Linked DNA regions of Homo sapiens: region 1 is linked to region 2. A link is a loop called in an ENCODE intact Hi-C map of the cell type or tissue named here. Cell type or tissue: CD4-positive, alpha-beta T cell. All regions are shown on one strand. Each heading gives the region's core, and the rest is flanking DNA. Links, peaks and the distances in the headings are about the cores only. Region 1 overlaps CDK18 (cyclin dependent kinase 18). Region 2 overlaps RAB7B (RAB7B, member RAS oncogene family).

Region 1 (14,745 bases), core at 1,650-9,649, 450 kb before region 2:
CTCTGGTGCCACCTGCTGGCTTGAGTGCATTCAACTAGCTCGTCCTCCTACATCAACATCCATTTCCTAGATGGGTCTCACTTGGGCTGGAATGGGACTCTAAGCCCACAGTGGGTCCCACGGTCTCCACATGGTTAAGATCAATAGGCCAGCTGGCATGTGCCTTCCAGTCCTAACTGCCTATCAGAGCTGTTTGGGACATCTTACAAAACACAGACTCTACCTCCAGACACCTATAGAATCAGCCTCTCCGGCTAGGGGGTCCAGGAATCCGTCTTGTTAAGGGTTGGATACACCTGAGCTAGAAGTGCGCTGATGAGAGACACAGTCAGAGAGGTGGATTCTGAACTGGACACTCAAGGTACAATGGGAAAAAAGGCAGCACTCACTCTGGAGGAGCTCGTGGTCTCAGTCGGAGACACAGGTAGTCAAGATGTGCAACAATCCCAGGTGCCACAGCTCTGGGCTCTACACTCTTGGCTGTCCTGGGAGGAAGAAACTCACACTTTCACGAGCTCTGTCCTTTATCACAGGGATAAAGGGAAAAGGAGCCCCTTCCACCATGGAGTCTCATCCCTTCCCTCCCAGAGGCTGGAGTTGGGGGAGGCGTCATGTCTGTGGAGCTGCTAAGGGCTTCAAGCTCACGGCATTCTATGTCTCTCCCTCTCAGTCAGACATTGGCTTTGGGAAACTGGAAACATACGTGAAACTGGACAAACTGGGAGAGGTAAGACGCTGGGTTTGGTCTTCTCCGAATAGCCAGGCAGGATGGCTTGGAGGAGGGGCAGACCTCCCTAGTCGGCCCTCTCTGGTCGGCCCTCTCTGGTTGGCCCTCTCCTGGCCCCTGCCCCATAGAGGTGCACAGTCTTGGCTGTGCGCTCTGGCCCAGGCTTTGGCAGGGATTGAAGTGAGCTCAGATCCTGAAGGAGGGCGTGAGGATAGAGTAGCCATGGCCCTGGGCAGAATCCAGTCTTTTTTTTTTCTGCAAGTCCTTCTTGCCTGGGTTCAAAACCTAGCTCCACCATTTACTAGCTCTGTGACCTTTGGCAAGTTACATGACCTCTCTGTGTGCCTCAGTTTCTTCCTCTGTCCAATGAGACAGTAATTGTCCTATCACATAGGGTTATTGTGAGGATTGGGCAGGTTACTGTAATCAGCTTATGTACGGCACACAGACAATGCCTGGCACATAGGAAGTGCTGTGTCACTTAGCTATTTTTGTTGTCACTGTGCAGAGGCCTGGGGTGGGTGAAGGTTTATAGAGAGAGGGAACACACAGCCCTTTCCCTCCAGGAGCCCAAAGAGGTGACCTCTGTGTAAACATCAGCATCGTATAAGGAAGAAAAAACCTGGTGTTATCATAGACGGGCACGCGGCGTGCTGGGGCTTAGAGGAAGGACGGATTCACTCCGACTGGGGAGTCATTAGGGATGCTTCCTGGAGGAAGTAGGCTTTGGAGGAAACAGCATGTCAGTAAAGGGAGGAAGGGCACTCAGGCCCCAGTCGTAGCCCAGGCAGAGGCACAAATGGGGAGGCACTGGACAGAGGCCAGCAGCACCTGAATGCGCCTGGGGCCGCTGTGGCCCTCCATCCCAGGGCACCTATGCCACAGTCTTCAAAGGGCGCAGCAAACTGACGGAGAACCTTGTGGCCCTGAAAGAGATCCGGCTGGAGCACGAGGAGGGAGCGCCCTGCACTGCCATCCGAGAGGGTACAGCATCCTAGGCTCCCACGCTCCCCTGGGGGCTTCAGGAGGAGGGGTTCACCAGCCTGCACCCTTGTGGGAGCTGGGGGTAGAGGATCATTGCTGGAATGGGACTCCTGGCGCTGACCCCAAGAAAAGAGGGTATGGGGACACATGGGGTCCTAGGGACCCAGGTGGATCTGTCTCCTCACAGTGTCTCTGCTGAAGAACCTGAAGCACGCCAATATTGTGACCCTGCATGACCTCATCCACACAGATCGGTCCCTCACCCTGGTGTTTGAGTACCTGGTGAGAGTCCGGCTGGGGCTGGCCGCCTCTCCCTCTTGTGGTGGAAACGGGGTGTGGGTAGGGGAGTGGGAAGCTGAGGGAGTGGGAGTAGTGGGATGAGGGCGACCCAGGCCTTGTTCTGGAATCAGATTTTCAGATGCTCCCGTGCAGGAGTGGGCCAAGAGCTCAGGCTTACGGGTGGCTCGAGCCAGGGACCTGTCCCACTAGTGGGCGTGGGCCCTTCCCAGGGAGGGGCTTCCTCTCCTCAGCCTGTGTCTGGGCTTCTGGCCAGGGGTCAGCGTGGGGCAGGACTGAGCCACGCTCTGTGTTCCAGGACAGTGACCTGAAGCAGTATCTGGACCACTGTGGGAACCTCATGAGCATGCACAACGTCAAGGTGAGGCCTCGGGGGCAGGGTCCCCCCATCTTGGCAGCCACCTGTCCAGAAGCCCAGTGTGGGGACCCACTCTCACCACCAGGGATCCGGCTGCTGAGGTGGCTCAGACCTTCCCACGTAGGAAAGAGGGAGAGGGCAATGCCATCAACGAGTCCAGGAACTGGGTTGAGCGCTTTACCCCAAGAACAGACACACACTGTCTGCCACTGTCTAGCTGTTGGTATAAAACCCACTCTCAACTCTGAACATCAGTTTCCCAGTCTGTCAAATGGGAGTGTGAGCTACCTGCCAAAATGCAGGGAGGCTTCTGGGGAAGCTCGGGGTTATGAATGACCTCTCCTGGTGTTTGTTAAAGAATCAAGGCTGGGCATGGTGGCCCACGCCTGTAATCCCAGCACTGGGAGGCCAAGGCAGGAAGATGGCTTGAGCCCAGGAGTTTGAGACCAGCCTGGGCAACATGGCAAGACCTCATCTCTACTAAAAATTGAAAAATTAGCCGGGCACAGTAGCGTGCACCCATAGTCCCAGCTGCTTGAGAGGCTGAGGCAGGAGGGCCACTTGAGCCCGGGAGGTTGAGGCTGCAGTGAGCCATGATCACACCACTGCACTCCAGCCTGGGTGACAGAGTAAAACCCTGACTCTAAAAGAAAAAAAAAAAAAAAAGGGATCAAGCACATATGTCTCCACATAGGCGGGCATCCTGACCCCCGTGCTCCTGACTGAGACTTCGCTGGCCTCCCCCACACTCACTGCGTCCTCTGCACCCCTGCTGTCCTCCCCTCTGGATGGGATTCCCTGGTGTGGGTGGGGTCCAGGATGGGGGCTGCAGGGTGTGCAGGAGAATGAGGGGCTTGTGCTGACCTCACTGCCAAGCCCCTGCCCCCATCCTGGTCCCAGCCTTGGAGCAGAGGCTCAGGGCCACCTTCCACCCCACATTTCTCTTCCCCCTCCCCCAGATTTTCATGTTCCAGCTGCTCCGGGGCCTCGCCTACTGTCACCACCGCAAGATCCTGCACCGGGACCTGAAGCCCCAGAACCTGCTCATCAACGAGAGGGGGGAGCTGAAGCTGGCCGACTTTGGTGAGGCTGGGGCTAGGGTGGGGGTCTGACGCTACTGGGGTGCCTCAGGGTGTGGGTGCAGTGGGGGAGGGCATAGCAGTCAACCCCACAGCACCTGTGGACAGAGGTCCAGTGACATGTCTGCCCCCAGGACTGGCCAGGGCCAAGTCAGTGCCCACAAAGACTTACTCCAATGAGGTGGTGACCCTGTGGTACAGGCCCCCCGATGTGCTGCTGGGATCCACAGAGTACTCCACCCCCATTGATATGTGGTGAGTGAGCACTGTGGGGACCGAGGAGGGGAGGACAGGCCTGGCCACACCTCCAGACTCTCCTTTGCTTCCCCAAGGGCCTCGGGGAAGAACTGCCTAACTTCCTTTGCCTAAAAGCCTTGTGACATCCTGCTGAAATGGATGTTAAAAAATTAGGTCTGAAATATAATAGGTTAGGGTTTCCCTGGCTTAAATAGACCCCCAAGCCTGTGCATTTGAAATCCTCCCCCAGAGGCCTGTGGGGGGTTACCAGAGACCCAGAGGGTCCAGGAGGGCCCCTATAGTAAATACGATGAATCTTCCCCAAGCATCAGTCCCAGTGAAAATTTTGAAAGAGAAGTACTATTTTTATGTTAAAATGAACAAGTGTATGATTTGGTGTAAAATGAAAAATCAGCCCAAATTGCAAGCCAAGCCGCCGGTGGTTATGAATGGCTGCTGTGACTCCGCCCCAAGGTTCCCCAGGAGAATGGATTTATGTACTTCTCTTCCAGTGGGGCACACAGTGGAGAGAGTTTGAGACAACACTGCTGAGAGAATTGCCACATGGGCGCTGGCTGCACAGACCCAAACCTCACAGAGTGAAAGGGGACTTTCCTCACAGAGTGAAAGTCGCAGCTTTCCCGAGCCCAGGGAAGCCCCCCAGAGAGGGGCTGTAGTGGGGGCTGGGCAGTTCTAGGAGCCTCCACTGCCCTGGGCCACCCCTCCGCCGCCAGAGCCACGATCCCTGCAGCCGCCTGTGGCAGGTCGTCATTGGTGCCCTGGTGGAGCAGCCCTAGGAAGGGCGGCCGCCCCTGCCTGATGCCGACCCTACCCCTTGCTCCTCGCAGGGGCGTGGGCTGCATCCACTACGAGATGGCCACAGGGAGGCCCCTCTTCCCGGGCTCCACAGTCAAGGAGGAGCTGCACCTCATCTTTCGCCTCCTCGGTCAGTCTCCCGCTGCTCCGTCCCTCTCACCACCAGGGGGCGCCGGAACTCCTCCAGCCCAGGCGCGGAGCGGGACGGGGAGGAGCGGCTCGGCCGCCTCTCTCCCGGGCGGGGACCCCCTGTGGCCTCGGCCATCTTTGCTCCCACCTCATACATTGCATCCCTTTCAAGTCGGCCTTGGCCCTGGGCCTCACGCAGGCCCTCCCCACCCTCTCTCGTCTCCCCAGGGACCCCCACAGAAGAGACGTGGCCCGGCGTGACCGCCTTCTCTGAGTTCCGCACCTACAGCTTCCCCTGCTACCTCCCGCAGCCGCTCATCAACCACGCGCCCAGGTAGCCCCTGCGCCCGCCGCCCCTCCTGCTGCGGCCCTGGCTCTCCCATCCCCAATCAGGCACAGCCTGTGTCCGCGCCTTCTCCTTGCAGGTTGGATACGGATGGCATCCACCTCCTGAGCAGCCTGCTCCTGGTGAGTGTCCTCCCGGCGGGGCCCAGGGAGAGGCAGCCAAAGAGCCAGGTCCCTGTGCCCCATGCCGGGCCTACGCCCCAACTTCTGTGGCTCGTGTGCTTACACGTCTTTGAAACATCTCCCCTGTACTCTCCACCCCCAAGGCCAAGGGGTGGCCTCCATACACATCCTCTGGAGTCTGTGCACTGCGAGCCCAAACCCGTTACTTAGCTGTGTAGCTCTGGGCAAGTTACAGAGCTCCTCCATGCCTCAGTTTCCTCAGCTGCAAAGTGGGATTAATACCTATTTTATAAGATGGCCGTGAGGATACATTGAGATGACGGGACACACTTAGTGTGGTGCCTGTCTTGTAAGGCACACGATGAAGGGTTGTTATCGGCACTACGCTTCCTGTTACGGATGTTCTCCATCTGATCATGGTTGGTTTGCATCTGTATTTCTATCCCAAGAGAAGGTCACTCTCCTGAAGTTTCATTTCTGGTTTTTCCTGGTGGCTGGAGACCGAGGAGCCTTCCCCTGAGTCTTGAGATGGCCTGAGGTTGGGTTTGTGGTAGGGGCTGGAGGCTGACCTGGGGCTTCTCCTGTTAGCCTCAAGCCTCACCCACCTTGGTGCTCTAACCAGCACTGGAGTCCTGCTGCCCAGAGGGTTTGCAGCCCCCCAGCCGGGCCCAATAGCCCCACCCTGTGCCTTTCAGTATGAATCCAAGAGTCGCATGTCAGCAGAGGCTGCCCTGAGTCACTCCTACTTCCGGTCTCTGGGAGAGCGTGTGCACCAGCTTGAAGACAGTGAGTACTGGGGGTCCGGGAGCAGGGCCACCCAGAACCAAGGAAAGGGGTTGGTGAGTGTGGGCAGAAGAACCAGAACAAAGAGGCCAGAGGCCCCAGCCCCAGCAGAGCAGCCCCGGGCACCTTGCCTCCCCTGCTGGGGTTCTCATTCCAAATTGAGGGGGCAAACAGTGGAAATGAGACGCTGCCTCGAGGGCTCAGTTGGTCCTTCTGGGCCAGTCCTTACTGGAGGCCAGCTCCACGCAGCCCTCTCCAGACTATGCACTTCTCTCCCCCAGCTGCCTCCATCTTCTCCCTGAAGGAGATCCAGCTCCAGAAGGACCCAGGCTACCGAGGCTTGGCCTTCCAGCAGCCAGGTAGGGGCTTGTGCTCTCCTGGACCCCTCCCCTTGTTAGTGGAAGCCAGAGCAGGCGACCCCTCCCCAGTGGGGACTCCCATGGTCCCCCCACCACTGGCTTCCCTTTGGACTCTTTGGGGAGCAGAGAAGGGGTTGGTTTCTCCTGCCTAGACTTCCTCGTCCAGCTCTTCCCTCCTCAACCCTCCACCCCAGACAGGACATTGCATTTGACAGTAGCCCTGGCAAAGAGGCATGCTGTCTCTGGTGCATTCTCTCTGCAAACCCTGAGCTCTCTAATCAGATTCCATCCTGGGAGAACGGTACTTTGTTCCTAGAACAGTCAATGGCCTTGGACATTGACAAATGCTTTCCATGCATCGTCTTCTTTAATCCTTAAAATACCCCTTGAAGCTAGTACTATTAATATTCCCCATTTCATAGTCAATGAAACTGAGGCTCTGGGAGGTTAAGTCACAAGTTCATGCAGCTAGTAAGTAGCAGAGATGGGATTTGACACCAGGTCAGACCGGCTCCTGTTTGCATGCCCTTGCTTGCTCTGTCAGAGCAGCTCTGGGGGACAGCGACTGTCCCTGCTGACCTGGGGTACCCGTCAGCCCAGCCTCCTCCCTGCAGCCCCACCTCTTCTCCATTCTCCAGGACGAGGGAAGAACAGGCGGCAGAGCATCTTCTGAGCCACGCCCACCTTGCTGTGGCCAAGGGACAAGAGATCACATGGAGCACAAATTCGGGTAGGATGGAGCCTGTGTGGCCCTCGGAGGACTGAAGAACGAGGGCTGACAGCCAGCCTGGAAGACCGCTTGGCAGCCCTTCTGGCCACGGCTGTTTCTTCTTTGTGCTTCCCGTGTGCCTCCCCAGTAGCCCTCACCTGCATACCAACCCCTCCTTTACCCACGTTGGGGCTGGCATAAGCTGCTTCCCTGAGAGGACATGAGGGGGGGGCGGTCCTCGTACCCTCTCCCACCCTGGTGTTTGGGCACCTGCGTGGGATGCACACGGATGACAGAATCAAGGCGCCAGGATGGGCACTCTGCCCTGGATACAGGCTCTACCCTCCTCCCCCAGGACCTGCCTAGTGCCAGTTTGGTAGTCCCCCTTTCTGGCCCCTTGGAGCCCACACACGTTTCATCTTTTTCCCCTCTGAGAGCAAGAAGAGACATGGCATGTTCTCTGGGACCCTGGAATCCTAGGTACCCACATGTGTGCCAAAGCCTACCCCACCTGGCAGGTGTCCCACAGCAACAGAAGGAATAGTAGTCCCCACTCTTTCCATCAGCCCTACCCTACCCTCATTCCCCGACACCCTCTGGCTTGAACCATGGCTGAGCAGTGCCGGCATACGCTTTGCTGGCATGCTTGGATGCCCAGCTGTGTCCAGAGGTGGCCTGGGACCGCCAGTTGCACGCCTGCCACCTCAGCCAGCCCCCGCCCAGCTCATCAGTCTGAATGGAGTTGCCTTAAATTGGCAGGTGGTACCGTACTCACTGCCCTTGGAGCTGTGACCGGCTCCTGCCTGTCCACCCCTTCCCGAGGTGGCTCCTGCTTACCTTATCATCCCAGGGCTCTGATTAGCCAGGCCTGGTCAGGGTCCTGGGGACGGCACCCAGATATGCAGAGTCACCCTGACACTGGTGCCAGGCTGACCTCAGCTCCCGAAGGCTCGCACAGCCTCCCCATCCTTCCTTCCCAGCCCTTGTGGCTCTGTCCACCTGATCCCAATACCAGCTTCCCCCAGCCCCTGCCACCCCAGAGGGCGGCCACGACAGGGAGAGGTGTAGATGCCACCATCTGAGGGAGAGGAACGTGGAACAGGAGCAGGCTCTGATGCTGAGAGGCTTGCCTCCGGGGGCTGGAAGCCTGGGTGGCCGGGGCCCCTGAAGAAGGCTCCCCTCTGTATCCCCCAGGTCTCCTCAACACTGGGCTGATCCTGAATGGCACAGGCCAAGGGGAGGCCAGCCTCGCCTTTCTACCCAGGCCCCCTGCCCTGCCCACCTCAGGCCCCCACCCTCCACTCCTCCCCACGGTACTGTGAACGTCGTGTGACTCAGTGCAGAGACAGATAATATATTTAATTCATGTACAGAAAGGAGCGAGCAGTCTCGTACAGAAAAGCTGACTTTGATAGATTGATGCCAAAGATGGAGAACTGAAGTCCCCCCTCCAGGCCTAATGAGTGTGGGTGGGGTGTGCTTGTGTGTATGTGTGTGTGTGTGTGTGTGTGTGTGTGTGTGTGTATATATATATATATATATATATATATATAGTGAGGAGAGAGTTTGATTTGTGTGTATCTCTGACCTCCCCTACACCCCAGGCTGTGGGACGAGTGCCTAGCATTCACCTTGCTGTATCCTGGGTGCTGCTGCGTTCAGAGCCAGAAGTTGGCTCTTGCTGAGGAGCATCAGTGGTTGTTGTGGGTGGGCAGAGGAGTCCCAGGCCTGGGAGTCTGACCTGTGGCCTGGCATTGGCCCAAGTTGGTGCCTGTGGGGTGGGGCTGGCCAGGAGAGCAAAGAGGGACCCCTGGGCGGGGGTCTGGGGTCTGGCCGTGCAGCTAATCCCTGTGTTCCTGATGCCAAATGGCCCCCTGGCTTCTGGGGAGGGAGGTAGGCAAGATCAAGATGAGGTTGACATGGGAGATGGCCAAGGCCAGGGCAGCAGGACGAGGGTGTGGGCCTCACTGTAATTCAGGCTCTGCAAGAATTGCTGCAGACCTCGAATACACCTCCTGCTGCTGCCTAGACCGCCTCCCCACCTTTGATCTGGACACAACCCACCCCCGCAACACATCATACACAGCTCCCAAAGTGCTCAGAGTCCTGCTGTTGTCCAGTTCGGTGTCCAGGTTTGTTCTTCCCGAGACCACTCTGAGAATGCCAGGCCCGAAACCCTGCCTCCTGACCTGTCCTCATGCCTGGCCTTAAGCACTTTGCAGTTTGCCGGCATGGTTTGCAGTTACTTAAGAGGGTGGCTGCTTTCCAGAGGAGGAAGCTGATGCTGAGGTTGATGATGTCTCCCAAGGCTCTGGAAGTAAGGGGCGGGCCAGGGCTCCATTCTCAGCTCAGCACCAGTTCTACCGAAGGAGACCTCCTCACTTTGCTTGTAGGCAGCCAGACACCAAAGTAGGGTCGTAACTCAGACAATTAGTGCTTGAGGGGAGGAGAAGGGCTGGGAAATGCATTGGTGGGAATTGGAAACCAGACATTTATTAAGTTCCCTGCTGGGTGCCAGGCAGCCCTGTGCCCAGGCATTGTCTCACTGAATCCTCATAGAAACCCCCCTTTCTCCCCACTTTGCAGATGAGGACAGGAGCCTCCCAGGGGTAGCCTGGGGTCACATACCAAATTAGAATCCCAGGTGTCTGCCCCCCAGCCCTGTGGTCTTTAAGGAGTGGGAGGCGTGGGGAGGGTGAGGTGGAGATAGTGCAGAGGCCCTGGAGGGAGGAAAACACACAAGGAAGGATATGGGCAGATGCTGCCTTGAGGAGCACTTTGCAAGGCAACTCTTGTGGCAGGCAGAGGTGGCCCAGAGTCGCTGGGGGCAGCCGTTCTTGCTGCTGCAGCTGTGGCCCTGCTGAGGAGGCACACACCTAGGGGCTTCTGACATCAGGCATGCTGAGCTTCTGCCCTAGAAAGCTGCCAGGGCTGGGAGTGCCGGCCAGCCTGGGGGTGTGGAACTCAGCTGGACAGGCCTACACCAGGCCTTGGATATGATTGGTGCTCAAAAAGTGATGGCTCCGGAGAAGGAAGCTGGGTTCGGGTGTGAAGAGGGGCTGAGTGATTTTGGCCATGAGCTGCCACTGGGCTCCCAGGGACCAGGCTGAGCTACAACCCAACCCAGTGTCCTGGAGCCCTCGGTTTCCTGGGCACCCCTGCAATCATTTCCTTATGCCGGTGACTCTCAAAAACAGGAGCCTGCCCCATTCTGCTGGAATCCCCGGCCCAAAGCAGCCTTTTACAAGTCATTCCCCCTCAGGCCTCACTTGTCACCTGCCTGCTTCTGGGACAGGTCAGGAATATCCAGGGTGCAGATGCCGTCCCCTCCACCATGGCCACTTGGCAGGGGCATTTGAGGCATGTAGCAGCCCTGCAGCTTCAGACAAAATGTCCTATTTGCTGAACTCTACAGGGTGGGGGTGATATCAGCTCCTGTGCTTGGCACTGCCCACATCATCTTGCACCCCGGTGGGACCTGGAGCTCGCTCTCCCCTGCCCCACCCTCCTGTGGGCTCCCATTCACCCTGCCCCTACTCTCTGGGTCCAGTGGTCAGGGCTGATGTCTAATAGGCCACCACTCCTCTACCCTGCTAGGCCCCCTGGGTCAGCCAAGTGTCAGACACTGTTGCAGGCCTGCTCCTTTCCTCCCTTCTTGAAGCATCCCAGCCTCCTTTGGGCCATCTCCCCACCTCTATCACTGCTCAGACCCTTGCTTTTGGCCGTGACACTCTACAGCACCCCAGTGAGCCCCTCTATCTCCAGAGCAAATCATCAGCACCATGAATTAGCCACAGCCTCCTCCATGCCTGGCCCTGTGCTAGATGCCAGGGACACCAAGATGCATGACATTCCACCCCTACCTTCCAGAAGCTCAGACCTGCCGGCAGAGATGGCCTTGATTACAACAGGTTTTCTCAAGAACCCACTGTGCACCCGGTGCTGTGCTAGGCACTGAGGATACAGCCGTGAACAAGATGGCCAAGCCCTACTCTCATAGAGCTTATGTTCCAGTGGGGGGTATAAGACGTTATCCAAACCAACAGGCATATCAAGGGGTCATAAGTGTGATGAGACAAAATAAGGCAGGGGCAGGTTTGAGGGGGAAGAATGTGATGGCATAGGGAGGGGAACTGCCTGGTCAGGGAGGGACCTCTCCATCAAAAATGAGCTATGGGCTGGGCGTGGTGGCTCACACCTGTAATTCTGGCACTTTGGGATGCCAAGGCAGGCAGATCGCTTGAGCCCAAGGGTTTGAGATCAGCCTGGGCAACATAGCGAGACCCCGTCTCTATTTAAAAAAAAATTAGCTGGGTGTGACGGCTCATGCCTGTAGTCTCAGCTACTCAGGAGGCTGAGGTAGGAGGATCACTTGAACCCAGGTCGAGCCGCAGTGAGCAGTGATCATGCCACTACCATCCAGCCTGGGCAATGGAGTGAGACCCTGTACCAAAAAAAAAAAAAAAAAAAAAAAAAGTGAGCTATGTTGTGTAAGGGGGCCAGGTGGACAGCCAGGGACAGAGTATTCCAACAAAGGCCCTGAGGTGAACGTACTTGAGAATGAGTGAGAGGCAGTGAGGCCAGGGCACAGTGAGCCAGGCAGCATGGCAGGAGGGATGTATCATGTGGGGCAGTGGCTCTGCCCATTAGATCCACCTGGGAAGTGCTTAAGATCCACTGCCATCCGGCCCCAGCTCAGATTGATTCAGATGACCCTAACATGTATCCAGGGTTGAGAACCGCTCACTCGTGCGGGGTCTTGCGGGCTGTGGTACGGGTTCTGGATTTTATTCTGAGATGGGAAGCCACTGGCCTCTGTTTTTAAAGGCTCAGAGGGTCAAATAGGAGATGTCAGCCCCTATAAGGAGGGTGATGGGGCAGGGAGAGGAAGGATCCCCCAGGTGGTGGTAGAGCAGCAGCAGGTGTGGTGGGAAGGGAGAAGGGAAGCACCTGCTCTCCTGTGTTGCTGCGAGAGGGACTGTCATCCTAATCCCAGGGAGGGCCACAGAGGCTCTAGGGTTAGGTGACCTGCATGGCCACACAGGGAGTAAGGTGGACTGTCAATTACAACCCAGGTCAGCCTACCTGAGCAGCTGCCTCCGGGCAGGTGTGGGCACTGGCACGGACACTCCACCTCACTTGTTTGCATGGAGGATGGGCATCTGGTTTCCAGGGACTGGGAAATCCTTGCCTTCTGGTCACCTAAAAGCATTGTCTGACAGGCAGCCAGTTGACACCTGGGGGTTGGGCAAAAGTCACTATCCCCCACCCCACCAAGTGCCCCCTGAGTGATGACTCAGCCCCTCTTCCGGACCCTCAGAACCTCCCACCATCTGCCAACTAAAAGCATCATTGGGCACCAGGGCCCTGCTCCCGCCCTAGCTGTGGAGGCCCGGTGGCTGGCATCATTGCTGATGGTCAGTGCCCAGACTCCAGGGAGTGTGTGCCAATTCTCCTAGACAGGACGGGTGGGGCCAAGGGCAGCTCTGATGAGATTGCAGGTGCCACGTGGCCACTCCCGCTTCCTCCCTTGTTTTCTCCTCTTCCTTCTTCCTGCTTCTTTTTACTTCTCTCAGTGCCCCTTGGGGGCACTAGGTATTACTCAGTGGGCGGCCCTGAGTAATACTGAAACCCAGAGATCAATAATTTGACCCAGCCTCTTGTCTAAGGAAGGAGATTTTGCAGCCTCTCCCTTGAATCAACCCAAGCCTCCAGTCCCTGAGATGTGTTCTCAATGCCAAGCATCAACCCTTGCTCCTGCATCCCTGGGCCCTTCCTGGTGATGTGACGCAAACATGGAGAGCTGAAGCATGGACAGGGCGTGGCAGGGAGGATCCCCGCTGCCCTCCTGCATGTGGTCAGCACTCCTGCTTGCCCCTTTCTGGGCTAGAAACTTCTAGCCCAGTTCCTCATCTTCCTGTCTCCTCCAGAGCTCCTCCCTCCCTAATTTACTCATTATCCATCAGATGGTTCCAGACTCTGTGCCAGGCTCTGTTTTCAGTACCCAGGATACAAACTTGACCCTGACTTAGACCCCACTCCCAGGAGCTCAGCATCTCAGAGGCGGCTAGGATAATCTTTTCTTCCTCTCAGCTTCTTAAGGTCTCAGCTACTTGGGGGAAAGACAGTTGTCCATTAGTCATTCTATTAAAATTTCCTAAGGTTTTTTTTTTTTTCAAGAACAATAAAATGTTTTAATGTCCTCATGTTTTCCCTGGAGGAGAGATTGGCTAAGTCCTAGGTTCCTGGGAAGAAGGAATCTTGAACAACCAGGGAAATAACACACAGGCTCCAAAATCACAGACTTGGATTCAAATCCCAGCTCTACGGCTTGCAAGCTGTGTCACCTTGGGAATGTTCCTTAACTGCTCTGTGCCTCAGTTTCCCTCTCTGTAAAACGGAGATAGTGATAACACCTATTTCACAAGGTTGTGAGGATTTAAGAATGAATATTCAGGCCGGGCGCAGTGTCTCATGCCTGTAATCCCAGCCCTTTTGGAGGCCGAGGCGGGTGAATCACTTGAGGCCAGGAGTTCGAGACCAGCCTGGCCAACATGGTGAAGCCCCATCTCTATTAAAAATACAAAAATTAGCCGGGCGTGGTGGTGGACCCCTGTAATCCCAGCTACTTGGGAGGCTGAGACAGGAGAATTGTTTGAACCCAGGAGGTGGAGGATGCAGTGAGCTGAGATCGTGCCACTGCACTCCAGCCTGGGTGACAGAGTGAGACCCTGTCTCAAAAAAAAAAAAAAAAAAAAAAAGACAAAAAGAGAATGAATATTCAGGAGGGGCCTGACCCAGAGTGCTAGGTGAGTGAGCTTCACATCCTCACTCTGCACACTCCCACCCACTTCTCCACAAGCAGGAATTCCAGCTTCCTCCCTCCTGGAAGTAAAGTGGAAGATCATATGCTTTTATTTCTTGCATTCTTCACTCTTGATAAGATCTCAATCAGCAAGAATGTATTAAGAACATCCTACTTAAAAGATTTTGCAAGACTTTTAAAATGACCTCAGCCCAGAGTTTTTTCTCCACGGAAGCTTTAAACGTAGCTGGGGAAGTAAACATGGAAAGAGAATTTATGATAAAAGGCACTGGGTCAGGCGTCACTCAAAGTGGATCCGCTGCCTCTTGAGGTAGTAAGTGCTTTGTCCCCCAGACTGGGAAACCACTTGGGAATTCCAGGGGCATCACTGCCTCTGGTATGTCTTGCCAGGTTCCTGAGGAGCCAGCAGCCAGATCTGCACCTGGCCTGACCCTATTCCTTGGATCTTTCTTTTTTGCTGTGCGGAGTAGCAAGGTGTAACTGGCAGATGAGATACCTTCCTCAGAGAAGCCAGAGGAATGTGGCAAAGCATGATCCTGGGCTTGCAAACACCCTTCTCCTTGGATTCCAGGATGCCAGGGGTATCCTCTCAGGCCTGTCACTGGCTTTGAGGCCAGACTTGGCTTTTCAGGACCTGAGACTGATTCTGGGGTGTGGGAATGAACTAATCTGGGACTTTTTTTTCTTTTTTTTGAGACAGTCTCACTCTGTTGCCTAGGCTGGAGTGCAGTGGCATGATCTTGGCTCACTACAACCTCTGCCTTCTGGGTTCAAGCGATTCTCATGCTTCAGCCTCCCAAGTAGCTGGGATTACAGGCATGTGCCACCATGCCCAGTTAATTTTTGTATTTTTAGTGGAGATGGGGTTTCGCCCTGTTGACCAGATTGGTCTTGAACTCCTGGCCTCAAGTGATCCACCTGCCTCGGCCTCCCAAAGTGCTGGGATTACAGTCATGAGCCACCATGCCCAGCC
Region 2 (14,745 bases), core at 2,986-10,985:
GTCCTTCTCTTGCAGCGGAATCTAAATTTGTCAGCCTTGGATTCAAGGGCATGTGATGTGACTGACTGGAGGCACCTAGATCCTGGCTGGGATTCCACCCCTCTCCCTGCTTGTTCTTCCTCCTTCTCACTCCCTTGCCTTCTACTAATATTTATGTCCTTCTTTTACATTTTTGATTGGGTAATGCATTCAAAGAGCTGGAAGTTCAAAGTATAAAACTATATGAGGGAAAGTCTTGTTCCCACTACTCACTCCCACTTGCCTGCTCCCTTTTATTGAAGGTCATCACTTTTGTTGTATGTCCTTCTAGAATAGGGTTTTGTTTTGTTTTTGGTGTGTGTTATTTCTTACAGGGTCTCACTCTGTTGCCCAGGCTGGAGTGCAGTGGTGCAGTCACGGATCACTGCAGCTTGGAACTCCTGGGCTCAAGCCATCCTCCGGCCTCAACCTCCTGAGTAGCTGGGACTACAGGTGAGCACCACCAGGCCTGGCTACTTTTTTATATTTTTTGTTTTGCTTTGCTTTTTGTAGACATGGGGTTTTGTCATATTGCCCAGGCTGGTCTCAAACTCTTGGGCTCAACTGATCCACTGGCCTTGGCCTGCCAAAATGCTGGGATTACAGGCATGAGCCACTGTGCCTGGCCAAGTTTTTAAAATTATGAGCAAATATGAATATACAGTCTTATTAAAGCCCCCTGTTACAGGAAAGATAGCATACTATACATATGATTCTACCATTGCCTTTTCTCATAAAGAGGTATCTTAGATGTCTAGTCCATATCATCATAATAAACATTTCATTATTCTTTTTAAATAGCTGCGTTAATTTTCTATTCTATTCCACCAATATTTCTCACTTACTGTGCACCAATCTCTTTGCTGGGTGCTGGGGTCAAAATGATGAATCAAAAGAGGTCCTGCCTTCAAGGAGACTACAGCCTAAGGGCAAATAGACAAACAATTATGATGAACTATCGCAGGAGCTATTCATTCCAAAAATATGAAGTACCAACTGCTTGTCAAGCATTGCTCTTGGCAGAGGGGAGATGACAGAAAACAAAACCCATGAAAATCCCTGCCCCGTGGCGCTTCTGTCCTAGCAGAGCTCATGCTCTAGCACTGTGATAAGGGAGAGTAGGGGGTGGGCACATGGTGGGGCCCCTAACCCGGTCTGGGGGTCAGGGAAGGCTACCTGGAGGAAATAGGTGGACCGAGAGATAATGAGGGTGGTGTTGGCAGGACTTGGTTGGATTTGACCGGGAGGGAGAGGAAGCCTCAGTCCTCTCATCTAAAATGAGGCAAATGACCCCGTCCCTGGGCTCCTCTGAGACTCTGATACAAGTAAGGCTCAGGGCAGTGGTGCTGTCCAGACCCATCCCTTCATCTGCTGCGGTGCTGCCCCCACCTTACCCCTCAGCCATGGTGTCCGTACTCCAGCAGGCACTCTGCCTTCCTGCCTTCTCAGCCCACTCCCCACCCCATCACACACACACACACAACACACACCACACACACACCACATGCACACACCGCATACCACACCGCACACCACACACACACATCACACCATGCATACACACACACCCATCACACCGCACACCGCATACACACACACACTACACTACTCCCCACACATACACCCCCACACACATACACACACCATATACCACACCGCACATCACACACACACAACATGCATACACACACCCATCACACCACACACCACATACACACACACTACACCACACATGCACACACCACATTCCACACCGCACACCACACACACACACCATATGCATACCCCACATACCACACTGCACACCACACACACAGCACACCATGCACACACACACACCCTTCACACCGCACACCACACACACACTACTCCACACAAACACCACAAATGCACACACCACATTTCACACCGCACACCACACACACAAAACACACACACCACACATGCACACACCACATTCCACACCACACACCACACATACACACACACATAACACACATGCACACACCACATACCACACCACACACACACATCACACCATGCATACACACACCCCTCACACTGCACACCACAAACACACACACTACACCACACACACCACACATGTACACGCCACATCACACACCACATACACATACACACTCCTCACTGCACACCACACACACTACACCACACACATACACACACCTGCACACACCACATACTGCACCGCACACCACACACACATCATACCACACATACACACAAACCCCTCACACTGCACACTACATACACACATACACACTACACCACACACACACACTACATACCACACCACACACCACAAACATTCACACCATGCATACACCCTTCACACCACATACACACACACTACATCACACACACACCACACATGCACACACCACATACCACACCGCACACCACACACACAATTACACCTCTCATACACACACACCCCTCACACTGCACACCACACAACATACCACACGTGCACACACAACATACCACACCCTACACCACACACACACATTACAACACAAATACCACACACACCCCACACACCACACTACGCACCACACACATATGCACACATATACGCACAAACACACACACCACATACACACATATTACACCATACACACTACACATGCACACACCATATACCGCACACATATGTGCACACATACACCCCACACACCACATACACACACATTACACCACACATACCACACACACATTACACCACACACCCACACACCCTCCATACACATCCCCCACACCACACACACATTACACCACACATACCACACACACATCACACACACCACATACTACGCACAGGCACACACCACACCACATACATCACATACATACACACATCACACTACACCACACATGCAAACGTACATACACCACACCACATATGCACATGCACACCACATACATGGGCACATCACACCACACATGCATGTATCCACACACCACATACACACCCCTCCACACACACACCACACACCACACATGCAAACACAGCACACCCACCCACACCCACCCACACTCACACACACAGACCCCACCCACACCACACGACGAACACCACACACCACAAACATACCATTCACACACAACACAGACATCATGCACACCACACATCATACATACACCACACACACCACACATACACACACATCATATGCACACACCACATACCACACACATGCACACACACGCACATACACAGACACTCCACACCTCATACATACACACACCACACCACACACACAACACACTCCACATGCACACACCACATACACACACACTACACCACACATACCACACACACACCCCACACACCCCTACACACCACACCACATATGGACATACCACATACCACACTGCACACCACATACACACACATTACACCACACATACTATACACACACAACACACTACACATACACACACCACATACCACACACACGTGCACACATACATACATACACCTCACACCACACACCACATACACACACATTACACCACACATACTACCCCCACACCCTTCACACACAACAGAAACGTACACACACATTACATCACACATACCACACACAGCACTCACACCACAAACATACCACACACACCACACATGCACACGCCACATACTACACACATGCACACACACACCTTACACACCACTTACATACACATCACAGTACATACAGCACACATGCACACATACATACACACCACACATCATACACATGCACACCACATACATATGCACATCACACCACACACACCACACATGCACATACCCACACACCACATACACACCACACACATCACACCACACACATCACACATGCCACCTACACCCACCCACCCACACCCTCATTCACAGACCCCACCAATACACACCACATACAAACACACATCATACACACATACCACACACACCGCAAACGCACAGCATACTGTACACACAGAACATATACATCACACATACCACACACCATACACATACCACACACACACACAGACACATCAAAGACACACACATACCACATACCACCCACCCTCCACACACAACACACACCACCCTCAGACACGTACACAATCTTGGTACGGGCCATTGACCCTCTGCAGGAGTTCAACTTCCTGCCTAGCCTGGCCCATCCCCATCGCACCTAGGGAGCCTCCCGGAGTGCGCACAGCCCACTGTCACGGCTAGGCTGCCACACACCTCTCAGCCAGTCCGGTGTCACTGCCGGCGTGACTGTTTTGTGGACCCCATTGGACTGTGCGGTCCCAGGACTCCCACGCCATGGGTGCTGCCTGGTGCCTGACCTTGCAGGGACCTGCTTGAGGCATTGCCTGTGGCTGGTGGACAGGACAGGCCACCAAACACTCAGTGAGGGTTGGGGACTTCTGCTGAGTGGGAGCAAATGGCAGGAACAGTCAGCATTTCCCAAAATCCCCGTGGGCGGTTTGGCACCCACCCAGGCCCAGCCCAGGTTTATTTGGTGATAAGATTTGGTTTTGTTTTTTCCCAAGCCCCAAGGGCGTGTGCCACCCAGAGCCCTGGCCTGGATTATCTGTTGCTCAGTGGCAGCCTGGAGCTGTGCCTCGCAGTGGGGCTGTGCAGGGCATGGGGTGCTCTTATTCATCCTGACCCTCTTCTTTACAGGGATGGTGATGAAGGACCCCAGAAGCGCTGCCTGTACACCCCCAACCAGGCTCCAGTGGGTGCCACTTGTCCCGGCCTGAAGTCACAGCCTCCAGATGCTGCCTCCCTCTGCCAATTCCTATACCTGCTGGGGTGGACACTGAGGGCCAGTCCCAGACTTGGGAGCAGGGTGGGAGTGGGATGGGGGGTGGTGCGTAGGGAGGACCTCTATGTGGCCCTGATTGTTGGCTCAGTTTCCTCTGCCTGGGGGATGGGTTGAGATGTCCCCTGGTTGTGACAGAACAGAGGCTGCAGGTTCTCAGCCCCTGCAATCCCCACCCTGCATTTGGAACATTCTGTCCTGGCTCCTGAGTCTGAAGAAGGTGCAAAATGTGTGGTTTGGAACTCCTATTGAATCTGAGCGTGGCTCTGCCTCTTGCAGACTCAGAATCTTTTCCATTCTAGCTTCAGTGTGTCTGAGACTCATTGTTTGCTAAGGATTGATTCCATGAATGAGTGACCTGCCCTCAGTGGGGCCCATCCTTGATCGTAGGCTCTGTTGTTGCTGTCTTGAAACTCAATAATGTCTGAACAAGAGACCCGGATCTCCATTTTGCACCGGGTTCTGTAAATTATGTAGCCAGTCTCAGTTCACTTTTAGTTGTCTGCCCTTTAGTATCTTTTTCATATCGAACCACGTAGATGTATTTTTAAAAATATAAAATCTAAGTCGCACAAAAGATAAAAACAAAGAAGGACACATTTATTATTTGTTGTGCACCTTTAGAAATGGTCCACAGGTCCACTGCAGTGCACAAGCTGCTGCATGCACACCGCACGTGACAATCCAGTCTGCCTGACTCCCAGGACAGCCTGTGTGATATGCAAAATGCCATTCCCATGAGGGCGCATCATGTTTCCCAGGAGCTCTGAAGGACACAGATAGAGCTTGTGCTCTAGGCTGCCCCCCTGTTCCCGTGCTGGCTCCATGCTGGTGTCCAGAATGAGCCAGTTCACACTCCAGTGCCACGTGGGGGGAGAAGTGGCTCCCAAACTCCCCTGCTGACCTCCCCCCGGCCCCTAGGTGTACCTTCCAAGTCAGATGACAGTCATAGGCTAACATCCCCAGCTTTGCCTGGAACTCAGGAAAGGATACTTACGGGTAGACAGAAAGATTCTGCAGTGGGCATGGACTTGGCCATTGAAGACCCTGAGAGGACATCTTGTCCACCCTCTCCAGGCTAGGCCCTGTCTGTGCTGCCTGGAGCCAGAAGAAAAAGATTCCAGCCTTGGAATCTGCAGGGAGGGAGACTCCTTGCAGTGAGCTTTCTTGCATTTCATTCTAGTATTTGCCACAGATGCTGATTTCTTGCCTGAGTCATATATATTGAAGTTTTTGCTCATTTCTTACTAGGCTTAAGAAATTGGAATTCTCTGCCTTACAAATCCCAAAGGGCTAAACATGCCTCCAAGCCCATGAACAAGCTTTGAGCATCTGAAGGACAAAACCCCAGCTCCTAAAACCTTCATGAGCATCCACTTTCTGCTCAGCCTGGAAGAGAAGGAGCACTGCTGCCCTCTGGTGGTCAGGCAGCAGAGCATCTAGGAGCCACCCAAGGGAGCTGGGTCCCCTTTGCTTTGTCTTTGGGACAGCAGCTTTGAGTATTAGGTCAATGGATGTCCTTTCACTGTTCCTGGAACATGGCAAGCTTGTTTTTGCCTCAGGGCTTTGGGTCTTGATGCTCCCTCTCCCTGGAATGTTCTTTCTCCAGCTCTCAGGTGACAGCTGCTTTCTCATTCTCTAGCCCTCAGACCAAATGCCACCTCCTCAGGGAAGCCCTCCTGGACCACTTCATCTAAAATAGCAACTCATCCCACCCCCTGTCACTCTATCCCATTACCCTGTTTCCCTTTGTTTATAGCACTTACCTGCTATTTGGAAATATCTGTCTAGAGTCTGCGTCTCTCCCTCACCAGATGTCGGCTCCAGGAGGGCAGAGTCCCTGTGTTTTGTTTGTCACTGGACTTCAATGCATCGTACATAGTAGATACGCAAAAATAAACTTGTCAAAGAAGTAAATAAATGCATATTGACAACAGCTACTGGATTTAAGCACAGCTTCTGGTCCTCAAAACCACACTGTGATACAGGGGGCAAGGCACATCTCACCCCCACAGGACAGATAAACAAATTGAGACTCAGAGATTTATGTGAGTTGCCTGAGCACCCAGCAAGGAGGAATGAGCCATGGTCCCTTGTGGCTTCTCCTGTGCTCCCTCAGTCTTCTACCCTGGAGGGAGCAGAGGGGGTCTCAGGCACGACAGCTTCTGCCAGGAGCTGAGGCGGGCCCAGCATGTGGGGTCCAGACCTTTACTCCTTAGTCTGCTCGTTGAAGGAGGCTGAGCTGTGCCATTGTCCAAAGCTTTGCTTGTGGCTGAGGGGTGTGAGGTGGGAGCGGGTGAGGAAGGTCTGTCCACAGGAGGATGTAACCAGACTCCAATCAGTGGCCGGTCTGCGGAGATGTGTGTTCTGGAGCGGGAGTGTTTGAGGGGTGGATGGGTGGGGAAAGCTGGAGCCACTGCGGAAACGGTGACTTCTGCAGGACCAGGGTTTGGCTCTGACATTCCGGGCTTCATCCAGACGCTCTCACTATACTCAGCCTGAGCCAGGGGCTGCCCTCTGACTCTGGGCCCAGCACCAGGGTCAAGGGCTCTGCCGCAGAGCTTAGGCCCCCTGCACTGTGCTTGGGCAGGCAGTGGGGCTGGAGGGGGATGGTCACCTGTTCTCAAGCCTGGGGTGACCAGGCTCGGGGCAGGCTCTGTTTCTGGGCTTCCAGAGCAGGCGTCTGGAGGTCAGCAGCATCTGCTCCTTGACTGGTCTGGCGAGAGCTTGATGGATTCTGTGAGGTGATTTTCTAAGATGCTCTGGTACTGGGGAAGGAAAGAGAGGCCGGCATTCATGTCCTGAGATACAGAGTGCACCGCCCGCCCTTCATTTCTTAGTGGGCCTCAGAGCCTGGGCTCTTGTTTCCTCCCCATTATACTTCTGGGAAACTGAGGCCCAGACAGGGAAGCCACTGGTGTTCCCCACCCTCCTTCTTCCCTGTGTCTCCCCTCCAGCCTCTTCCCAGGAGCCCAGAGCAGGTCAGTGTCTGAATTAGCGGCCCAAGTCTCCTGACCTCCAGCCATGTCCTATAACTTTCCATTCTCCAGAGGGGACAGCTGAGGTGTCATTTGGGCTTAGGCAGAGAGGTGACGGCCACTCCTCATTTCTCCTGGAGACCTCTTCCTGCAAATATCCCAATACCCCCAACCTCCTTTTCATCCTGTCCACCTCTCAGCCTCCCCTACTCATGCCTAGAAAAGCCCAGTCGGTCCTCTGTCCTGGCCACATCCAGGCAGCCCTCCCTAAAATGGACTCAATGTTTCTCCCGGGCCCTTTTGCTTCTCCAGTCTCTCTTGTCCCAACAAGGGTCCAGAGGAAGCCCCTTCTCGGTCTGCCAAGCTTCTGCCTTTCCAGCTGGCTCCACTTCTCACCAAGAGCCTGCCCCCCCTCCCCAGTTCAGGGGTTGGGGTGGTATGGAGGAGGGGGCCCTTCTTTAAGCAGATGGGTTCCTCAGGCTGAAGACTTTCTTCTTCAAGGGATCCCATCTCTTCACGCTGCTATGGCCTCTGCTAGTCACAGAGCTCAATCGCGTTCATGTTCCTCCCACAGCCAGTACTGTGGGCCTCGGGGTGAGTGATGAGCATTCACTCTACGTGGAAGGGGTTTGTGCTACATTGGCATGGACCTGAGCAGGGGCAGAGCATCCTGTGTATCACGCAAAATTGTCCCTGGCAGTCCATCTCAAGTGTCCTTCTCAGGGGGCAACTTCCAGGGACAGGGGTGCTGCCTCCTTGTCTCTGATTTTATCTCCCCGGCAGTTCCCAGGCTCAGGCCAGACACCCAGCTGGTGAATATCCACCAAATCCTTAATGCTCATGACCCTAGACCTCAGGAGGTGGTGTCCAGCCTTGCCTCCTGCACCTTGATGATGGTGGTGCCCCCAAATACATAAGAAGATCCTCTGACACCCCATCACTCACTGCCACCCCCAGACTGAGCAGTAATGTACCCCGATGGCACAGAGCTTGTGGTGCTGAACCTGGGTCCAGCCCTTCGTCACGGAGTTGGTTTCTTGGGGATCCCCCATCTCTCACCCCCCACCCTGGTAGGATCTTGGGACTAGCAGAGTGAGCACCATCTGGGGTAGGTGTGAGAAATGTCCTCATTTGTTGCATGGGCAAAGCCTGAGGTTTTCATGCTAGTGTTGCCCTAATGACATCTGCACCCTCCCCGGGTGCAAGTCATCGCTGAGCTCTTTCCGTTAATGACATCATTTTCACTTGACAATGGCAGCATCTTGTTCCTCAGATTTCCTGCAAAACCTCCAGGCCATAATTAGGTTTCTATGTCATTCTGTTCTCCAGGCCCCAGGCCTCTTGACAACTTGTGAATCTAACTGTACAAGTAATACAACACTATTCCAATGCTTGCAGCATTTCAGTGGGGGTGTGACTGTGGGAGTCTGTCTCTGTTCCCCCAGTCTGGCCACCTCAGTGGCCTTGCCTTAAGTCCTGCATCCTGAGGACCATGTAAAGCTGCTGTGATTCACTGAGCAGCTGCCAGCCAGCCCACTTCCCTCCACTGGATGTGGTGATTCTGTCTTTTTCCAATTAACCCCAAAAGAACTGGGCCTCTAGGCAATATCTCATGCTACTGGAGCTGGGCCTGAAAAGCCCCAGCAGGGATGGTATTGCTAATTTTTCCTTCCCCTCCCCCTCCCTCCCCTTCCCCTCCCCCTTTCCCTCCCCTTTCCTCCCCTTCCCCTCCCCCTTCCCCTTCACCTCCTCCGCTTCCCCTTCCCCTTTCTTCCTTTCTTTGACAGGGTCTCACTCCTGTGGCCCAGGCTGGAGTGCAGTGGCACAATCATGGCTCACCATGGCCTGACTTCCTGGGCTCAGGTGATCCTCCCACCTTAGCCTCCCAAGTAGCTGGGACTACAGGCATGTGCCACCATGCCCACCTAGTTTTTTATATTTTTAGTAGAGATGGGGTTTCACCCAGGCTGGTCTGGAACTCATGGGCTCAAACAATCCATCTGCCTTGCCGGATGTAATCCCAAAATGCTGGGATTACAGGTGTGAGCCACCATGCCCAGCCAGCATTGCTAACTTTCTGGAGCAAAACCTCACCACCCCATATCTTCCAAAGCTGGTGGATATCTCTTCTTTAATTATTAGGGCATCCTTCGTCATATTTTGGAACAACTAAATACCTAATCCTTGAATGTGGCTAAATTGGTTACTAAAGTAATCTACCTTTCCTTTCAGAATGTTAACTGAACACCTACTCTGTTCTCTTTCAGAATGTTAACTGAACACCTACTCTGGTCTCTTTCAGATAATTAACTGAACACCTACTCTGATTTCTTTCACAATGTTAACTGAACACCTACTGTGATTTCTTTCACAATGTTAACTGAACACCTACTCTGGTTTCTTTCACAATGTTAACTGAACTCCTACTGTGGTCTCTTTCAGAATGTTAACTGAACACCTACTCTGGTTTCTTTCACAATGTTAACTGAACACCTACTGTGGTCTCTTTCAGAATATTAACTGAACACCTACTCTGGTTTCTTTCACAATGTTAACTGAACACCTACTGTGATTTCCTTCACAATGTTAACTGAACACCTACTCTGGTTTCTTTCAGAATGTTAGCTGAACACCTACTGTGGTCTCCTTCAGAATGTTAACTGAACACCTACTCTGGTTTCTTTCACAATGTTAACTGAACTCCTACTGTGGTCTCTTTCAGAATATTAACTGAACACCTACTCTGATTTCTTTCACAATGTTAATTGAAAACCTACTGTGATTTCCTTCACAATGTTAACCGAACACCTACTCTGGTTTCTTTCAGAATGTTAGCTGAACACCTACTCTGGTTTCTTTCACAATGTTAACACCTACTCCGGTCTCTTTCAGTATGTTAACTGAACACCTACTCTGCTCTCAGCAGGTGCCTCACATATTGCTCTCTTTACTACAAGGCTCACTTGCAGAACTCAGACGTTTCCACCTGGTGTCTCGAGGATCCTTGAATGCAATGTGCTCACATGGACGTCATTATCCCTTTCTCTCATGAAGCTCCTGCTTTCTCCTTTGTTCCCCGTATTGCTTGGCTCATGGAATCACTAATCCATTGTCCCTTCATTTGCCAAGCTAGAAACCTGGTCATCAGCCTAAACTGCTCCTGTTCCTTTCTCCCTGCATTTGATCATCATCAGCTCCTGATGTTTCTACCTCCAAAGTCTCTTTAATTCACCCTCACCTTGCCAGCTCTATCCTCTCACACCTGGACTATTGCAGTAGCCTCTTCATCATCACCCATGGCGCTCATCCTCTCGGCAGCACGAAGCTCCCTTGCTGAAAACCCTATGATGCAGCTCCATTTTAAAACAGCATGTAATGCCCTCTCTGCACTACAATAGCATTTTATTTAACCCTCACAGTAACCTCATAGGGAAGATATTATTATCTGTACTTTAAAGTTAGGGAAGTGGTGGCTTAGAGAGGCTTCATGACTTGCTCAGGGACACACAATGAGAGGTAGAGCTGAGTATAAAGCCAGATCGTTCCGACTTCAGAGGCCCAGCTCTTTCCACCCCAGCTGGGGGCTCACTCCTTATTATAGAAGCGCCTCCCACATTCTCCTCTCAAAACACCCTGGGCTGGAGCAAATGAGCCCACAATCTCCCTGGGAAGGAAGGCAAGTTCCTTATAGGAAATGCCTCTGAAAACTTTTCTTTGACCTCAAAATCTGTATTTGTAAACTTCTGTTTCATCTTAAGAATTGATGTGAATTTTACATTCTATGCCCTAGTTAAGTGTGTTTGTTTTTATGTGAACGTTTCTCCTGCAAATTTCTAAGTAACAAAGACACTGCAGAAAGTTGTGCCCTGTTGGGTTTCAAGGTCCTGGGTGAGCTCCTGAGCACCTCGGGCAGCCTAGCAGCACCATCTGGAAGGCGTGGGCCTGTGGTATGGCATCTGCACTCCTAGTCGGGGTTCACGAGGCCTTGGTGGCCTTGCTGGCTTCATCACTAACTATGTCCCCGTGCTCTGACATTCCTCCACGCCAGGTGTCTTCTTGCCAACATGACCTACAGTAGGTGTCTCCTATAAGCCCCAGGAACTCATGCCTGGGTCTCTGGCCTTGGCCTTCTCTCTGCCCTTCTTCCCCTCCGGCTTACACCCACCATGGCCTACCATCTCCACCTGCAAACTGTGAATTACCTTCCAAACTTTCTGACATGTCACTTCTCCCAGCAGGCATCCTCACTCATCCTCACTACCAGCTGTCTGGGAGTCACCTTGTCATCTTAATCACACCCCCCACAGCACTCATGTCACTCCGGGACAGTCACTTATGGATGTCTCACTCTACTGACCTCAAGTGCTCTGAGGGCTGTGTCTCCAGCTCTAGCCTGACAACTCAATGGATATTTATGGACTCAAATTATTTTCATTTTATAGAGAGGAAATGGAAGCTCAGAATAGTCATATGTCTTGCCAAGGGGTCCACTTGAGAGAACCAGGGGAGGATTCAAATCCAGGCCAGTCTGATCACAGGTACCACACCTGTGACCTCCAGACTTCTGATCAGTGCACATGCCCCATAAACATGGGGGACCGACATGGATTGCTACCCATTTATTCTTTTGCCAAGAAAGGGTGTTATAAAAAAAATGCAAGCAGACAAGCCACTGTCTACTAACAGCACCATGTCATAACAGCGACACAGTCAGAAGGACCTGATTTAACCACAATATAGTAGGAAGGACACCATTTGAAGAATAAAGGATACTCCTTCCCCAGATAGGACAGGTGCTAAGCATGCACAGACACGGGCTGTGGGCTGATGGACACTTCCTGGTGACTAAGCATTTGGCAGTCGCTGCACTGTGCTTGTGGAGGATTATTGATCAATATCACCACCAAGGTCAAACAGCATTCCTCAGCACTCCAGGAGGACAGCAAGAGCAGGCACGCCTGTGCTTCAGGAGCCAACTACACCGCCCATGTAATAAAGCCACACTTCTTGACCAAGCACTAAGAGAGGGACACCTCTCTGCTTTTCCTTTCCCGAGACAGTGAGGGCTGGAGGAGAAGCAGAACAAGAGCCAGTGAGGGTCGGGGGAACCCTAAGATCAGGGCTGTGAGGCCTGAGGATGCCTAGCTGGGCTCTTCTCCCTGAGCAGCCGCTAGAGGTAGCTGCTGCCTCTTTCTCTCTGGGACAACCCCTCGCTGGGGCCTGGAGCACTTCTTTCCAGAGCAGCTGCAGAGGGCATCCCATGAGGGCGGCGGATGCTTCCACATAAGGGAAGCTTCCAGTCCCCCACCCTCATTTGCCCATTTCCTCAATTCAGAACCATTGCTGCGATGATCCTTTCCCCTCTCCTAAAAGGCCCATGTTGATGAGATGTGGCAGAATGATGACACAAGCTGAGCCCCTCCCCATGCCAATCCCAGGGCTTCCAAACTCCACATCAGACTGACGTTAAAACCACGCCACTGCTTCCAGGCAGCCTTCCATGGTCTTCCCCACCTCCTTGCAGAATTCAGACTTTTCTACCTGGTGTCTCAAGGAACCTTGAACGCAATGTGCTTACATGAATGTCATTGCCCCTTTCTGTCATGAAGCCCCTGCTTTCTCCTTTTTTCCCTGTCTTGCTTGGCTCATGGAATCACTAATCCATTGTCCCTTCATTTGCAAAGCTGGAAACCTGGCCATCAACCTAAACTGCTCCCTTCTCCCACTCCCTTCTTCCCTCTCCCTCCTCCCTGCCTCCTCCCAGCCCCCTCTCCTTCCCTGCAGCATGGGCTGTCTGTGAGCCCCTCCTCTAGACCCTACCCCTAAGTCCTGCCCCACCAGACCACACTGTATTGCAATCACTTAGGGGCCTATCTGCCTGCCTCTTGAGACAGAGGGTCCTGAGGCCTGTACAGTGCCTGCCACACACTCAACACATTCTTGCCGAACCTTCGTACCTAGGGGTCTACGTCTATTCATCTTTTTGATTGGGAGATGTCAGCAACTCGTACAGGTTTGATATTTCACTTGGGTGAATGCCTGGCACCTCCCACCAATGAAGATTGGACTAGACCATCACTTCTCAAACCCTTCCTCGTTAGGATCTCCAGGGCTCAGGTACAGGACTGGAGTTTTTAGATACTCCACGAGGGATTTGGTTAGTTAGCTGGATTGACAGACCACTGACTGCATGCTCTAAGGTAGCTTTCTACCTCTGGCATTCTGTGGTTCCAGAGCTGGAGTGCTGTTAAACCCATTCCATAACTAATTAACTGAGACGATGAGCAATCCTGTCCCACCCACATCCCTGCCCACACCCAAGATGTTCTTCTCTGGAAGCTCCCGAGACCCTCCCCAATCCAGGGGCGGTCTCAGCAGGTCCTGCCGCCACAGCCACTCACCCTCGACAGAGCCCTACTGGCCAGCATCTCAAACGCTTGCACCACATTGATGTCATTCTTGGCACTGACTTCAAAGTAAGGAATATCTTTCTCTCTACACCAGCCTTGAGCTACTTCCTGGGGTACCTGAATGAGGGAAAGAAATAGGCGTGGTGTCTGTATTATCATCGCCATCACCACCATTGCCACCATCACATCCCCACCATCCCCATCAGGCCCACCATCCCCACCATCCCCATCATCCCCACCAGGCCCACCATCCCCACCAGGCCCACCAGGCCCACCATCCCCACCAGGCCCACCACCACTCCCATTTATTGAGAACCTCCCAAGTGTCTCTAACTTTACATATAAATGTAGGAGGTGGGAACTGTTAGCTCCATTTCACAGATGAAAAAACGGAGGCCTGGAGAAAAAAAACTTGCCCAGAGTATGTGAGGCTGAGCAGGATTTGAACACAGGCCTGGCGGAATTACAGCCCACTGCACTTTGTTGCCTTCCTAAGGCCTAAACTAAGAG

Evidence for each region. Peaks named below come from ENCODE experiments on the same cell type or tissue, not always from the same donor. Only the 100,000 strongest peaks of a DNase experiment are listed, where the experiment ranks them.
Region 1: a loop joins it to region 2, with 4 times the contacts of the local background. A loop is called at or near these places in 4 of 110 quality-filtered maps.

The regions. Positions count from the first base shown.
Region 1 is chr1:205,524,469-205,539,213 of GRCh38, forward strand. CDK18 (cyclin dependent kinase 18) reads left to right here. Exons shown (of 16, transcript NM_212502.3): 5 at 671-727; 6 at 1,597-1,711; 7 at 1,899-1,993; 8 at 2,307-2,369; 9 at 3,326-3,449; 10 at 3,580-3,700; 11 at 4,531-4,628; 12 at 4,856-4,961; 13 at 5,053-5,095; 14 at 5,791-5,881; 15 at 6,160-6,237; 16 at 6,876-8,322. The coding sequence ends at 6,910. Among named protein-coding and RNA genes, the nearest start is that of CDK18, 27 kb to the left of the region's middle. RefSeq lists a silencer at 4,665-4,784 and an enhancer at 11,969-12,470. In CD4-positive, alpha-beta T cell, for the core only: a CTCF peak has its summit at 4,678 (motif pointing right); a DNase peak (open chromatin) is centred at 4,663; H3K4me3 peaks cover 478 bases.
Region 2 is chr1:205,971,314-205,986,058 of GRCh38, forward strand. RAB7B (RAB7B, member RAS oncogene family) reads right to left here. Exons shown (of 6, transcript NM_001164522.3): 5 at 14,227-14,352; 6 at 5,427-7,615. The coding sequence ends at 7,538. It overlaps SLC26A9-AS1 (SLC26A9 and RAB7B antisense RNA 1), which reads left to right. Exons shown (of 4, transcript NR_110984.1): 3 at 374-471; 4 at 4,706-6,782. Among named protein-coding and RNA genes, the nearest start is that of RAB7B, 25 kb to the right of the region's middle. In CD4-positive, alpha-beta T cell, for the core only: CTCF peaks have their summits at 6,258 (motif pointing left) and 6,458; a DNase peak (open chromatin) is centred at 6,258.